2 separate regions of the Homo sapiens genome follow, and region 2 is linked to region 1. Evidence: chromatin contacts called from ENCODE Hi-C or POLR2A ChIA-PET data. All regions are on one chromosome and are shown on one strand. The core of a region is the stretch at or near the end of the contact, and the rest is flanking DNA. Distances in the headings are between cores, read along the strand shown.

Region 1 (3,755 bases), core at 572-3,071:
TTGTATACATTTGCAATTTTTAGATGATGCAGAGCTTTTTGAGAAGTTGAAATTTGAGAAAAGGCCTGAAGGAGCTGAGGAGGTGGGTGAGTCATGAATGCATCTCGGGAAGGAGTTCCCCAGGCTGAGGGAGCTGCACCTGAGGAAACCCAGGAGGCAAAGGTGGTCCTGGTCAGGATGATGAGGAGGTCCGTGTGGCTGGAGCAGGTGAGCTAGGTGGAGAGAGGCCGTAGATGAGGGCAGAGCTGCTGCGGGAGCCAAACGTGTAAGGATCTTTTCGGGCAGTGAGAGGACGTTGGTTTCTCACAGCAGAGAAGGGACATCATCTGACATATTTTAAAAGTATCTCTCCGGCTCCCTTGTGGACTGTAAGGGACCAAGAGTTGAAACAGGCACCCAGGAGGAGTCCTTCCAGCAACTGAGGTGAGAGATGATGGTGGCTCGGACCAGGGTGACAGCAATGGAGGTGCTGAGAAATAATTAGATTTTGGATACATTTTGAAAACAGGGCCAATAGGAATTTCTGACAAATTGGATATGGAGGGGTGGGGGTTTGGGGGAAGAGAGAGAGAGAAGAGAGAGGTCAAGAATATCACCAAGGTTTTTGGCTCATGTAACTGAAAGCTAGCCTAAATTCAGAGTTTTATCTGGAATTCTACCCCAAACATCTTAATTCCCTAAAGTCACTGGAATGGCTCAACAGCGCTGAACTTTCCAGACAGCTGCATGGAGTTGTCATCCATCCTTCTCTGGAGAGTGTCTGATCCCTTCTCTAAACTTATGCCCTGCTCCTCTCCCCTATCTGTGCACAGAGGACTTGGTCCGATTCTACCTCCGGAACAATGCTCAGCCCACAGCCCTCATTCCCTCCGTGATGAACAGTAACTGTGGACTTTTGACCTTCCTCTTGAGCTTGGTCTGAGTCTTGGCATTTACAACCACGGCTCTAGGTAAGGACATGCTTTGGGGTGTCTTTCTGGCCCTTGCCTTTGCGTTTGCGCATAGGGCTCTAGTGGCCCAATTATGTTGTTGCAGTAAAGTTTCTCCTTGCTCTGGTCTGGAGCAGTTGAGGTCATTCATCCCCTGGATCTCTGTTGGCACAGGTGGCTTGGCCGAGTGCCACTTTAGGTAACTGTGACCTGTTTACTCAACTTCTTCCTGGAGTTTTGATATTCTTGTTGTCAGGGCCTTTGAGAAAGTTTATACGATGGGCTCAGTGAAGAAGCCGCAGCTGTTCTGAAATTAGGCTCCTTTCCCCGTGAATGTGCAGCTATGCGGGTGTGTGGATCAGGTGCACAGGGCTTTGAGGAATGTGGCGGAGACTCAGTGGCAAGAACAGTTGTCTGTGATTGCTGGGCCTTGTTTTGACCCAGTCCCTCACCCCACATAAGCCTCTCAGCGAGGAACATGGAAGGGTCAGGCCTCTCACGTTTCCTCCCCTGTGAGATTGGATCGCCACTGTGATGGCATTTCTCCCCATCTTCAGTTGCTGGGCAGACCCTGCGTGTGTGCGCACATGTCCATGAGCCCACAACCCTTGCATATTTGCAACAAAAGTCTCTGGGGAGAATGAATTTAAATGGACTCTTGACTATTTGTTCTGGAGCGGCACGTGTTTACTTAAGTCACCAGCCTCCTTCCTAAATGCAGTCACGAGCTCTCCCAAACTCCACAGACACCCAAACAACCAAATATTCAGAGAGCCCGTGCCCTTGCCCTGCTTCAGCCCCACAGCCCCGCCTGGGTTGCTGGTCTGACCCGGCTGGGCAGGGTGGCTGTGAGCTGCCGGTGTGGCCCCAGGCACCTCAAAGGGTCCTCGGTGTTCAACAACAGGAAGTGCTGGCAGGCTTCCCTCGCTAGGGAACTGAAAGTGGTGACAACAGAGGATGTGTTCTTCAGGCTATCAGATAAAGCCCTCTGCACTGAGAACTGCTTCTGACGAGGAACAGAGACTTCACTGGTCTCTTCCCCATGCCTTGCCCTTGCCCTAACTAACTTCTGAATTTATATCACCTGTGAGTTCTGCTCTAATTCAGGGACTTGGGCGGAGAGGTTTCGGACAGTGGCCAAAAGCAAGAGACTGTCTGCATGACCCTTTAGAAACACCCGTGACCTGGTGCAGAGCTGAGCCAGCTTTGGCCACACTGTTTGGGATGCTGACTCAACGCAGCTCATTATATCTGATTGAATTTATCTTTCATTACTATGCAATCAAATTAAAGGGCAAGAAGGGATTTTTCTCTGTTTTCTGAAAGTGGTTGCAGCAAAACCCACTATGAAGCATTTATTTCTTGTATTGTTTAGACTGGGCAGAATCAGAGGGAGGTAGGTGTGTGACTTCATTTAGGAGAAGGTGAGCACTGATGGCAATATTTTCTTCAAATGCCACACATGAAGTGGGAGAGGTGACAGCCAAGCCTGCAGGGACTCTGTCTCTGAAAATGTGAGTGGAACAAAGCACCTCTGGGCTCTGGATCATTTTCTTGTGTGCTCCTGGGGTCTAGTTGGTTTAAACTCTTGAAGGCTGCAGTGTGTTTTTTGATATACCCCCATGTGAAGGGACATTTATTTAGCATAAACTATGGGCTGGGCACTGTTCTAAGGGCTTTGCATGTATTCACTTAGATTTACAAATTACTGAATATTGTTAAGAACAAAACCTAAGGAGCACAGGAGTGTGCACGGTGTTCTTTTGTTCCTATAAAAACAGCAATCATTCCATTGCAAGTGAGGGAAAAGTGGAAGGGTACCCAAGAAAATGGTAGAGTGATTGTCTTTGAGGAGATGAACTCAGGGACTGTGGTGTGGGGAGGGAGACTTTTCATTGAATACACACACTGCTCTGTTTGAATTATGTTTGACCATGTGGGATGCATCCTTGTTTCAGTATAAAAACACTGCATTTATTTTTAAAGGGAACAAAATGAAAATTTTATAGGCCAAGGCAATGTTGTGGGTCAGATCCTGGGGGCTGAATCCTGGAGTAGGGCAAGTCCAAGGCAATACTGTGTGTAGAATGGTGGGATGGGAGGGGGAACTCTGAGAACTATTTTTCTTCAGACAAAAAGACACAAAAGAGCTTGCTATCCTGGTGACGAAGAAATAGTTCTAATCTCAAACTGGAAGCTAGAAATTTAGGAAGGAGAACTCAAAATAGTAGTAAAGTCCACTTGATATGAACCAGTGTCAAGGTAAAACGAGAAATGTGAGCCCACCCCTGTAACTCACCCGCTATGTATGTGTTGTTCTAATTCCAAGATTTCCTCACTATGCAAGTCAGGCAGGCCTCACTTTCCCATCCTACCAGACTCAGACCCAGCTGATGAAAACCTACAATGTGCCTGTTACACATACAGTCAGAACACTGGCCCAGTCGTCTGGTCCTCAAGTATATGTATTATAGATGGAGGTTACTGAGCTAGGGTTGTGTGGAAGCCAAGACAGATGGGACTCAAAGCCTGCCACTCCTGGAAACCACTCTCTATAAGGATAACACATGCATCAGAAACTCTAATGGAGAACTGACGGTGATTAGGACCACCAGAGGAATAGGTAGAGGGGAATAGGGTTTCAGAGAAGAGGAGGATTACATTAATCAAGAAGCAATTGAGACATTCAAAAAGGGTTTTGCTTGCCATTGGAATTTTGGTAGAGGGAAGGAAGGATATTTCATGCAGAGAGAGTGGCTTAAGCAGGGAGAGCCAGGTGTGTTTAGGGCACAGGTAGAGAAGTGGTTGAAATGCATTGGAAAGGGA
Region 2 (3,888 bases), core at 154-2,653, 33 kb after region 1:
TTCTATACCTGGGGAAGAAAATACAAGTTGCTCATGAAAGTTGTAGCTGTGATAGCTCCCACATAATTCACACTACAGAGGCATTGACCCAGCTGGAAATGCAATGCATTATATAGAAATCAGCTGGTCCCTGCCTGGAAGAATATATGTTAATGGGAATATGTGACTCCAAGGAGAGTGCCTGGTATATACTAGACATTCAACATGTTGGCAGGATCTGAGCCTACAGCAATATAAAACCGACAACTTTATATTGTTTTGAAGTATCTGATGAACTCTTTATTTCTTGTTTCTAATTGAATTGTATTTAGATAGCGGTTTTTAGCCAAATTTTGCAGAGACGCTTCTGTATCCACCTGGGAAGTTATATGGGGGAAAGATTGTGTATAGGGGGCAGTGGTGTGTGTGGTGGGGGAGTGGGCTTCGCCATCCACCCTAGCTTATGTTAGAGCAGGTGGGCTATTTCTAATACATGCGACATTTCTAATACTGTGCTTGCATATTTTGAGTACTTAATTTTGATGTCAAGTCCTATAATACATCAGGGATTTAAGTGATTTATTTGAAACAATTCGTCACTTAAAAGATTATACTTAAAAGATTCAGATCCTTTATGATTTTTTAAAAATGATAAAAGATCCCCTGTGTTCTATGGTTATCAGAATTGAAGGTGATACAATATCTGAAAAGAAAAGAAATCATTATACGTCTCAGAGAGAAGTGTCACAAAGGAAATTTAATTCCTAATTTGATAAAAATGAAAAGAATCTGATTCTTTGATGATAAATCTTGAATCAGCTGGAGGCTGATTAATATATATAGAAGTAAGAGCAACTAAAAAGTGTTTTGACAGAAGCAGAAGACCTGGGGCTTATGTTGAAGTTTCTGATTATGTCCTCTAATGGTTCTGAAACATGGCTAGGAATGCCATTTATTTATTTGTTTCTTTGTTCACTTATTCATTCATATGTATTCTGAGGGGGAGTCTTTTTTTTTTTTTTTTTTCTTTGGAGACAGGGTCTTGCCTGTTGCTGAGGCTGGAGTGTATTGGAGCAATCACAGCTCACTGCAGCCCAACCCCCTGGACTCAAGTGATCCTCCCACCTCAGCCTCCCACATAGATGGGACTACAGGCACACACCATCATGCCTGGCTAATTTTTAAATTTTTTGTAGAGACCGGGTCTTGCTATGTTGCCCAGGCTGATCTTGAACTCCTGGGCTAAGGGAGTCTTAAAAGGTGTGCTGTTCATATTCTAGCCTAGTAATTGTGTTTGCAGTCATTGGTGTCACAGAAGTGCCACCTGCCTGTTGTTTCACTTGCCCTGTTACCACTTGCCTATTTTGCTAATGGTTTGCTACAGTTGACAAATGGTGTGTTTTGGTCTAGCTTCCAGCTCCCAGAGACCACAGGAAACACAGACAGGTACATGCTTGATCCTCCCAAGCTGCAGACATTCCTGGGCGTGTGTTGGGCAGTACACACTGTACTTCCTGTGTCATGCCCACATCCAGCTGTCAGGCCCTTACCCCTGAGGGCTTGGGGGATACATGGGAGAAGTTTGTTGATTTGGGCTCGAGGTCAAGCAGTCTATTTTAGAAACCTTAGGAGACTTAGTTTAAAAAGTATTAAAAGGTCTCATAAAAGAGAATTGTAAGGTTGGCTAGCAGTTGATTTGTTATGAGATGGAAGAGTCATACATTATCTTGGTATTTAATCAGTTAATAAATTGTTTCAATATGGTATATCCTTTTTTTCTTAAAGCAGTTTTCTTCCTAATAGCAAAGGATGCCAAGATTATTGCAATCTTTGGTAATCTCCTGTGAAATATGCCCTTTGCATTTCTTTTTATGAGTTTCCACCCTTGCCAGTATCAAGAAACAACAGAGCAGGGGAAGAAAAACATTTAGGGAAAATCACCAAATGCAGAGTCAGGAATCAAATTGAGATTTTCAGCTCCAAGTCTAGAATACCATGTTGACATTATAAATAGCCAACTAGGTATTTAATAGCTTATCACTAAGAGCTTGAGATTGTGGCTCCGGTTTTGAGACTCACATACGCCAAAAGCCAACTGTTAGGGAGCGACCCCTAAGGTGCACATGTATTACTGATTTATTTACACAAAACCTCATTCCATAAAGGAAATAAAGTGGTCTGCAACAATAACATGCACCGTGTAATAATGGTAGAATGTCATACCGAGGAACCAAAAGATAAAGATCAGGATAAAAGGCTGATACGAGCTTAACCAAAGGACTTCAAGTATGTTATGAGGGCTCAGACAGCTGTTACAATCCAGCCTCATATCTGGAAGCAAGCCAAACTGAATTCAAGTGTGAAGGGGGCCATGAGACAAACAGTAAGAAGCACAGAGCTTTCTCTGACAAAACATTTCATCTCTGAGTACTCAGAATTTTCGTTGCTCCTTTTTTTTTCTTTTTTCTCTTATTTATTTTTATTATACTTTTAAGTGTTAGGGTACATGTGCACATTGTGCAGGTTAGTTACATATGTATACATGTGCCATGCTGGTGCGCTGCACCCACTAACTCGTCATCTAGCATTAGGTATATCTCCTGATGCTATCCCTCCCCACTCCCACCACCCCACAACAGTCCCCAGAGTGTGATATTCCCCTTCCTGTGTCCATGTGATCTCATTGTTCAGTTCCCACCTATGAGTGAGAATATGCGGTGTTTGGTTTTTTGTTCTTGCGATAGTTTACTGAGAATGATAATTTCCAATTTCATCCATGTCCCTACAAAGGACATGAACTCATCCTTTTTTATGGCTGCATAGTATTCCATGGTGTATATGTGCCACATTTTCTTAATCCAGTCTATCATTGTTGGACATTTGGGTTGGTTCCAAGTCTTTGCTATTGTGAATAATGCCGCAATAAACATACGTGCACATGTGTCTTTATAGCAGCATGATTTATAGTCCTTTGGGTATATACCCAGTAATGGGATGGCTGGGTCAAATGGTATTTCTAGTTCTAGATCCCTGAGGAATCGCCACACTGACTTCCACAATGGTTGAACTAGTTTACAGTCCCACCAACAGTGTAAAAGTGTTCCTATTTCTCCACATCCTCTCCAGCACCTGTTGTTTCCTGACTTTTTAATGATTGCCATTCTAACTGGTGTGAGATGGTATCTCATTGTGGTTTTGATTTGCATTTCTCTGATGGCCAGTGATGGTGAGCATTTTTTCATGTGTTTTTTGGCTGCATAAATGTCTTCTTTTGAGAAGTGTGTGTTCATGTCCTTTGCCCACTTTCTGATGGGGTTGTTTGTTTTTTTCTTGTAAATTTGTTTGAGTTCATTGTAGATTCTGGATATTAGCCCTTTGTCAGATAATAAAATAAAATACTGGCAAACCGAATCCAGCAGCACATCAAAAAGCTTATCCACCATGATCAAGTGGGCTTCATCCCTGGGATGCAAGGCTGGTTCAATATATGCAAATCAATAAATGTAATCCAGCATATAAACAGAGCCAAAGACAAAAACCACATGATTATCTCAATAGATGCAGAAAAAGCCTTTGACAAAATTCAACAACCCTTCATGCTAAAAACTCTCAATAAATTAGGTATTGATGGGACGTATTTCAAAATAATAAGAGCTATCTATGACAAACTCACAGCCAGTATCATACTGAATGGGCAAAAACTGGAAGCATTCCCTTTGAAAACTGGCACAAGACAGGGATGCCCTCTCTCACCACTCCTATTCAACATAGGGTTGGAAGTTCTGGCCAGGGCAATTAGGCAGGAGAAGGAAATAAAGGGTATTCAGTTAGCAAAAGAGGAAGTCAAATTGTCCCTGTTTGCAGACGACATGATTGTATATCTAGAAAACCCCATTGTCTCAGCCCAAA

The links. Hi-C counts contacts between places; a loop is a spot of excess contacts on that map. ChIA-PET counts read pairs that join two places held with the same protein, here RNA polymerase II (POLR2A). Pooled maps may share reads with other maps.
Region 2: a pooled map shows a loop between it and region 1 (2.3-fold over the local background). The contact joins two enhancer-like sites. A Hi-C loop is called at or near these places in 1 of 50 pooled maps. POLR2A ChIA-PET finds 5 or more read pairs at or near these places in 6 of 52 experiments (CD4-positive, alpha-beta memory T cell, T-cell, activated B cell and 3 more).

What each region holds. Positions count from the first base shown.
Region 1 is chr5:67,214,155-67,217,909 of GRCh38, forward strand. No RefSeq gene overlaps it. Among named protein-coding and RNA genes, the nearest start is that of CD180, 19 kb to the left of the region's middle. RefSeq lists an enhancer at 1,746-1,985. Within about 2 kb of position 1,822, at least 33 of the 41 ENCODE cell types and tissues checked have a DNase peak (open chromatin) inside an H3K27ac peak, as active enhancers do.
Region 2 is chr5:67,247,413-67,251,300 of GRCh38, forward strand. No RefSeq gene overlaps it. Among named protein-coding and RNA genes, the nearest start is that of TILRLS, 19 kb to the right of the region's middle. Within about 2 kb of position 1,404, at least 6 of the 41 ENCODE cell types and tissues checked have a DNase peak (open chromatin) inside an H3K27ac peak, as active enhancers do.